Linked DNA regions of Homo sapiens: region 1 is linked to region 2. Evidence: chromatin contacts called from ENCODE Hi-C or POLR2A ChIA-PET data. All regions are on one chromosome and are shown on one strand. The core of a region is the stretch at or near the end of the contact, and the rest is flanking DNA. Distances in the headings are between cores, read along the strand shown. Region 1 overlaps ABTB3 (ankyrin repeat and BTB domain containing 3). Region 2 overlaps C12orf75 (chromosome 12 open reading frame 75).

What was found. A loop is a pair of places that touch in the nucleus more often than their neighbours do. ChIA-PET counts read pairs that join two places held with the same protein, here RNA polymerase II (POLR2A).
Region 1: a map of vagina shows a loop between it and region 2 (37-fold over the local background). The contact joins two enhancer-like sites. A Hi-C loop is called at or near these places in 1 of 168 maps with a recorded cell type or tissue (vagina). POLR2A ChIA-PET finds 5 or more read pairs at or near these places in 1 of 52 experiments (activated CD4-positive, alpha-beta T cell).

What each region holds. Positions count from the first base shown.
Region 1 is chr12:107,512,923-107,516,845 of GRCh38, reverse strand. The region is part of intron 1 of ABTB3 (ankyrin repeat and BTB domain containing 3); the gene reads right to left. Among named protein-coding and RNA genes, the nearest start is that of PWP1, 170 kb to the left of the region's middle. RefSeq lists an enhancer at 1,060-1,354. Within about 2 kb of position 1,270, at least 8 of the 41 ENCODE cell types and tissues checked have a DNase peak (open chromatin) inside an H3K27ac peak, as active enhancers do.
Region 2 is chr12:105,356,189-105,360,313 of GRCh38, reverse strand. The region is part of intron 2 of C12orf75 (chromosome 12 open reading frame 75); the gene reads right to left. Among named protein-coding and RNA genes, the nearest start is that of C12orf75, 28 kb to the right of the region's middle. RefSeq lists a silencer at 2,609-2,678. Within about 2 kb of position 2,238, at least 3 of the 41 ENCODE cell types and tissues checked have a DNase peak (open chromatin) inside an H3K27ac peak, as active enhancers do.

The DNA.
Region 1 (3,923 bases), core at 21-2,520, 2.2 Mb before region 2:
TTAAATAATTTAAACCAACTAGCAGGTGAGGGGAGACAGAATGCCAAGACCAGAAGTTAAAGTCCACTCCTCACCCTGCCTGAACCACAAGGCCTCAGCAAAGGCTCCTCCTTTGAAGATGGGCACCTTTGTAAGGTGGGCCTTTCACACTCCTGCTCTCGTCCCCACTGCCTGATTGGTGGCTCCAGACACACTGAGCTACTCACTTTCTCCTAAATATTTCACCTTCACATCTAACAGAGGGTGAGACAACGGGGTAGGGAACCCTAGTAGATGACTTTTTGGATAAATAAATAATGAATAATGAATAACAGGGCCGGGTGTGGTGTCTCACGCCTGTAATCCCAGCACTTTGGGAGGCCGAGGTGGGCGGATCACCTGAGGTCAGGAGTTCAAGACCAGCCTAGTTAACATGGTGAAACCCCGTCTCTACTAAAAATACAAAAAATTAGCTGGCTGTGGTGGTGGGTGCCTGTAATCCCAGCTACTCAGGAAGCTGAGGCAGGAAAATCACTTGAACTCGGGAGGCGGAGGTTGCAGTGAGCTGAGATCATGTCACTGCACTCCAGCCTGGGTGACACAGTGAGACTCTGTCTCCAAAAAAATAAAAAAAAAAAGAATAATGGATGAATGATACAGATGACCATTAGATTTTAATGTTTCCATAATCAGGAAATTAGTCAATGGATTTTCTTCTAAGACTCTAATCCAATCTTGTTTTTTTCAAATATTTTTGACTGTGACTCAGAGTAAGAATATATTTTATATCACAGCCTGGTGTGTGTGTGCGCACACACACACACACACACATGCACACACACACTCTTCATAATTTCCATTAAAATATTAATGGAAAATAACAGTGACCCTTACTACATGTGAGGCACTCTCATTTGTTTTCCTTTTCACTTCTCTTCCATCTTAGTAATAAAAAATGCTGACTGCAGCAACAAAAGTGACATCATGATCCACTAATGGGTCGACATGGGCAGTCTGAAAACACTGTGGGCTATGACACAGATTCACCATTTCCTGGGCACTACCTAGTGCTGTACTTTAGGAACCCTCAGCTTTCAGGGAAGAAAAGACCTTCCCAGAAATGCTCACCATCCAAGCCCAGCCTCCTGCCTCTCCCTTGACAGCCATGTCATTCTCCTGTTCAGCTCAGGCAGGAACACACTGAGTCATCCTTACTTCCTCTGGTTTGCCCACCTGCCAAGACATTAAGTCAGAGGCTAAGTCAAGTAGCTGTTGCCACGGCAATGAATCTTGGGCCAATTCCTCATCTGATGGTCCTGGTGTCTCTGACTAATTCAGGAACTTACCACCCCTTAAAGAGTTCACTGCAAAAAGTGCCATATAATCATGACCCACTCCAACATGTGACCCAATTTTCAGGGTAAGGAGACCCTCTAGTTAGGGAAAGGGGATGATGGTCAGAGGGGACTTCACAGCAAAGGAGACTCGAGACCTGGGCCCTGAATGTTGGGGAGAAGGTTGTCTAATTAATAGTACAGATGACTCACATATTCTCAACGGGATTGCTTTCTTAGTATTTGCACTATTTGCAGCAAGTCAACAACCCAGATCTTTGTTTTAAAATGTTGCTTCACATATTGAGCAACTGGGACTTGGAGGCCTGAGCAAATGGGACTTGGAGACTGGAATCCAGAGCTTCAGTCTTAGCTCTGCCACTTCTCACTGTGTTTGACTTTCGGCAGGTCATAGAATCTCTCTGGACCTCAGTTTCCTCTTCTGTGAAATGGGGGTGATAGTAATGACCTTGTTTTCCTCATCGGACTTCTGGGGATGGGAGTGAGGTATGAGAGCGAAATGAGATCATGTGTATCAAAGTATTTTGCATGTGCTAAGCAAACAGTAGGTTCCCAACATATGTTAACTGAGAGGAAAGTCAGTTAACGTGCACTAACCCAGCTTTCGACTACTTTGTCCCTTATTAAAAGAATCAACAATTTCCCTTGGAATTATTTCTCCTTCTTTTAGAGGATTATGAAATTTAAATATGGAAATATAATTATTCAAAGAAGCTTTGAGAGTTAGATTATAGAGATTAGGGAAATCTATAATTGATCTATTACACAAAGATTATATACCAGGGTTTAATTTTCTTTTTCCTCATTGGAGACTCTACATGGGGTATACAGGTAAACTGAAGTTATTTATTTATTTTTCATGTAAAAATATGCTTGGTCAGGGAGAAGGTCCTAGCATCATGTTTTAGTGTCAGATGCAGGCCTGAGTTTTGGACTACTCATCAATTTCCACTATTGGGGTCAAGGGCAGCCGTGGCCTGGTGATGAAGACCCAAGTTTAGATACAGAGGGAACTGAGGTTCAAATATGAGTTTGAGTGGACCTAAAGGAAATAATTTCCCTGGAGAGCAAATGAACATAAGCCAGGATCCACAGTGGGCTGGAGGGTCACGGTCTCCCTGAAATTCTGTTACTTTGAGTGTGTTGTGCATTTGTCTAAGGGGGGAGTTCATTCAAATTCTCCAAAGGGTTTATGGGTCCTAAAAAAGGGCAAACTAATGCCTTTGATTGTCCACATTCCCATTTATTCAAGGTTTCTCTGCTCTGGGACTGGCCTGGCGGCAAGGTGGGGTAGAGCAAGAGGGACAAGATACCGGCACTGCCAGAGCTTGATACCATCCTGCAGCTGCCCTCTGTGCAACTGGGACAAAGAACTTCCTGCTCTCCAGCCAGCTTCTGCATCAGCAAAGAGGGGTTAAACTATCTACTTCATAGGTTTATTGCAGGGATTAAACAAGATAATATACTTAAAGCCTCTGGCCTATAGAAAGTACCTGATAAATACCCTGTTCCCACAGATGTGCAGTCCTGTTTATTTAATGTCTGGATTCAAATGGTCTTGCAGATCATCTTCCCAAAATCTTGTGCAACTGGAGACAGACAACCATTTGGTAAGGTCATTTTGAACAAAAAATATGAAAGCTGCTGCTCTGGGCAGAACCCTGGGCCAACCATGTCTGGCACTGTGTCTCTGATAGAGGCCATCAGGGTGCATTGCTGCCTCCCAATGTGCCTACTTTTCTAGATGTATAGGATGGCCCCTTGGCAAATAGAACACCCTGACATCCTTTCACTCTCCTCTGGGCTTTTCTCTGTGTCTATGTTTTTTTATTGAACGCAGGGGACAGGGATGCTATATTAGTCCATTTTCACACTGCTATGAGGAAATACCCGAGACTGGGTGATTTAGAAAGGAAAGAGGTTTAATTGTCTCACAGTTCCGCATTGCTGGGGAGGCCTCAGGAAACTTATAATCATGGCAGAAGGCAAAGGAGAAGCAGGCACCTTCTTCACAGGGCGGCAGGACAGAGTGAGTGCAAGCAGGGGAAATGCCAGGCATTTACAAAACCATCAGATCTCGTGAGGACTCACTCACTTTCAGGAGAACAACATGGGGGAAACTGCCCCCATGATCCAATTACCTCCACCTGCTCCCGCCCTTGACATGTGAGGATTATGGGGATTACAATTCAAGGTGAGGGGGTGGGGACACAGAGCCAAACCATATCAGATGCTACTTATCTACGAAGAGAAAACCAAGTAAGAGAACCATCAGCATTGATCCATCCAACCTTCAATGATGATAATGGTGGTAGTGATGAAGGAGGAGAAGGAGGAGAACAGCCAACTTTTATGGAGTACAAACTATGGGCCAGGCACTCTGCTTAGCATTTTACATGTTTAAATTCAGATTTATTTTAATCCTCTCAGCCACACTATATGGTAGGAAATCCAACATTTATTAGGAGACAGTATAAGGTAACTGTTAAGAGCAAAGGCTCGGGGTTGACATTGCCTGGGTTTGAACCCTGGTTGCTTTACTTACTACTTGTGTAGCTTTAGGCAAGTAAGTATAATCATTCTGTGCCT
Region 2 (4,125 bases), core at 989-3,488:
AGCTCCAGTTGTAGGGCAGTGACCACTGCATGCTCTGCAGCCGTGATTGCTGATGGACTGCAAAATTTGTCCCCCAAACCAGAGAAAGAAATGGGGAGGGAGAGCAGAACACAGAGCCACACCCTCCCCAGCCTTGTGAGAATAGCAGCCAGTGATAGGGCCCAGAAGGTCTTCAGAAGGAGGCAGCAAGGCCCTAGTTTCTGCAGTCAGTCCTAATGCAGATCAGTAAGAGCAAGGAATGAGATGACTTCACCCTCTAGAATCTTCCCTCAGAGATCAGGGCCTGGAGATTGAATTATTCTGTGCTGGAGGAGATAAACAAAGTGAAGACAAGGCCAATTCACGGTGGCTGAAACTAGAAAAGAGGTCAAACTGTCCTGCTGCACTTGATCACACTCTTTGGGAGTTAATTGGTCCAAACATCTCTACAAACTCAGTTTAAACATAATCTTGCTCCCGTAGAAAAGGAGCAAATGGACATACAGCAACCAGGATAAATCTCTCATGGTATAATCGTAATCTTTTTTTTTTTTTTTTTTTCTGGAGAAGGAGTCTGGCTCTTTTGCCCCAACTGGAGTGCAGTGGTGTGATCTCAGTTCACTGGAACCTCTGCCTCCTGGGTTCAAACGATTCTCCTACCTCAGCCTCCCAAATACCTGGGACTATAGGCACACACCACCACGCCTGAGTAATTTTTGTATTTTTAGTACAGACGGGGTCTCACCATGTTGGCCAGGCTGGTCTTGAACTCCTGACCCCAAGTGATCCACCCGCCTTGCCCTCCCAAAGTGCTGAGATTACAGGTGTGAGCCACTGCGCCCAGCCAGTAATAATCCACTGCTAAATAATAGCCTCCTGGGGTGGAGGGCACAATTCAGGAAGCAATGCCCAGACGCCCACAAGCCAACGCACTAAAAACTGGAAAATGGGAGAGAAGCAACTTAGGGGCAACAAGAGTACCCCTTAATCTACTATAAATGGGGAAGAAACCTTGAAGATAAGGCTTATACCAAGAGAACCAAAATGCAGAGTTAGAGGAGATAAGGGATCAGGTGCCATAAACCAAATCACCTAAAAATAAAAAGTAAAAGGTGAATTCTACCAGTTTGCCTCCCACCACTTCTGGCCTGGCCCCAAGCATTGAAGCTTATCACGACTTCTTCAATTTCACAACCATGGAGTCAAACGTTGGTGCCGACGCAGGGGAAGAGAAACTAGCCCAAATTACCAAGGGATCAAGGGAAATCTGGAAATAAGTACGTGGCACATCAAGACAAATCCTGCTCTTGCTAGGGGAGCTATGCTAGACATTAAGTCCATTAGAGAAGTGAAAGGGGAAGGAAGACCCAAGGGAAGGGACTGGAACCAAGTGCTGGGGTTTGGTCGAAACATCATCCGCTTTACAGCTGTGCCCAGAGCCAATCTTAGAAGGAAGACTGACTTCTGGAGTCCAAAGAGTGCTGGAGGAAGCCAGTACTAAAGGATTTACATTAATTTACTGAGCAGTGATTCCATTTTCTAGTTGCACACGAGCCACTACTCTAAAGAATAAACTTGTGTAATAAGCTTGTTTTTCCAGGGTAAGCATGACTGAAAACCTATCGGTAAATTGCTTTCTCTGGTATCAAGACAATGTTTTGTTTCTCCTCATCTATACCATTTGAAAAATTTGTGGAAAGTAATGCAACATTTGAAAAAATGTAAGACTGAAATATTTTTTAATCATAACCTCAAATACCATCTTATCAGGAAAACCCTGTATTTATTTATTATTATTGTTTTGGTTTTTTTCTGAGACAGGGTCTTGCTCCATAGCCTAGGCTGGAGAGCAGTGGCACAATCATAGCTCACTGTAGCCTCAACCTCTCAGGCTCAAGCGATGCTCCCATCTCGGCCTCCCTAGCAGCTGGCACCACAGGCGCACACCCCGCACCTGGCTAACATATATGTTTTTTGGTTTTGTAGAGATGGAGTCTCACTATGTTGCCTAGACTGGTCTCGAACTCCTCAGCTCAAGTGATCCTCCCACCTTAGCCTCCTGAGTGGCTGGGACTACAAACACGTGCCACCATGCCCAGCTATAAAACCTTTTAAACCACAGGAACGTTCCCTAAGAACCATAGAACATGTATTCACCAATTTGGACCAGGTTTAAAAAATACACTGAGCCCAGCGCAGTGACTCACATCTGTAATCTCAGCAATTCAGGCAGCCAAGGCAGACAGATATCTTGAGCCCAGGAGTTCAAGATCAGCTGGGGCAACAAAGGGAGACCCTGTTTCTTCAAAAAATACAAAATAAAATAGCCAAGCATGCTGGCTTGCACCTGTAGTCCCAGCTACTCAGGAGGCTGAAATGGGAAGACTGCCTGAGCCTGGGAGGTCGAGGTTACAGTGAGTCATGATCGCACCACTGCACTCCAGCCTGGGCAACAGAGCAAGACCCTGTGTCTGTCTGTCTGTCTGTCTGTCTCTCTCTCTCTCCTCTCTCTCTCTCTCTCTCTCTCACACACACACACACACACACACACACACAGAAAATACATTGGGCATTCAACTAAAATCAGGTCTCCTTTTGTTAGCAAAAAAATGTAGCTTCTTTTATCAAAGAACAGGTGATCAAGGAGAAAGAATGAGTCGAGGTTCAAGCCACCCGTTGAGTATCATAATCATCTCCTAGCCTAAGGTCACACACTTACAGGGCTCTGAGTCAGACTTTCAGTCATAGCATTAATAAAACTGTTTGCAGAAACAAGTGTTATTCAAGGTGACCCCCGTAACTCATATTCTCCCCACTTTCAACGTCTTTTGGGATTGTTGAAAAGATAAATCCTCAGTTGATGGTTTAAACATGACTCACTCTTGTAGAGTAAGATACTGTTTAGTGATATGTACCTTATCAAAGTTGGCTTGACACTCGGCATGCAAGAAAAAGAAAGAAGAAAAGAAAAAAAAGCAACTGACCAAAGGCAACCACTGCAACTAAGATTACAGATGGATGGCTTCGGGTTTCCTCTGTCTCAGAGTTTCTATTAATTCCACTTCTAGCTCACTTCCTGTGAACTTACTAAAACCAGCCAGGTGCTCTTCTTACCCTTCTCAGGGTGAATAGCAGTGCTGATCCAGATTCTCTAGGTAGTTATGCATCCTTCTGTTTTATACTAGGGTCACAGACTTTTTCTGAATGAACTGGAGACATTGAATGTCTCTCTAATCATAAATAAGCTCTGTCTTCTTGTAGGTCGGGGTTCTGGAAGGTGGGCTGCCTCCAAAACGACCATGTCTCTGTGGCTGCTCTTTGGGGTGGGTGGGCTTTCGCCTACCTGGCCTTTTTTTAAATTAATGTATTTTTTGCATGCCTATTTAAAACCAAATATCTGCATGGAACACCTCAACCTTACAATCATTTTAAATTACTATGATTTATCTTACCAATAACTATCACTTTCATTAAGTGAAACCTTATTCAAAGTTAATACATAAAATATGAATCTTTTTCTTCCTCAGTAATATATGGTAGTCAAAATCTTTCATCATTACATTTACTTAGTTTCTGGGTTGTATAAAATAGCTATCCCAAGTGACCTAAAGATTTTAACAGTGAAATAATGGAACCATGTCATGATCAAGGACAAATACAGATGACAAATATGAGATAGCAGCCAGCCATTTGAAACAGCAGCTCCCAAGTCATCCTTGCTACAACTTACCTGAAAATTCAGAAAGTTCTCACTTCCCTTAGGCTTCTAGAACTAACAAAGTTATGTGGCAAAGAAATGATTTATTTTTTACTTATTCATCAAGAAAAATGTTCTAAATATACAGCTATTCTTATTAGAGATGATCTAAAAAGCAAAAAAAAAAAAAAAAAAAAAGCCTGTAGTCTTTTCTTTTTCCCTATTTGCAGTGTCACTAAAGAGGCTAAACTTACTTTGACTCGTAAACAGTAAAAATTGAATATGGAAACCCTGGAGACCATGGCTCTCCTGATCTGTTTCTAGTTACCATTCATGATAACCTTCTGGAATAGGTTTATTAATTGATTGTGTTTACTTCCATCTACACTACAATTCTCCAGATAAAATATAATTATTTAATTTTCTTTATAACATGTTTTCATGATGGT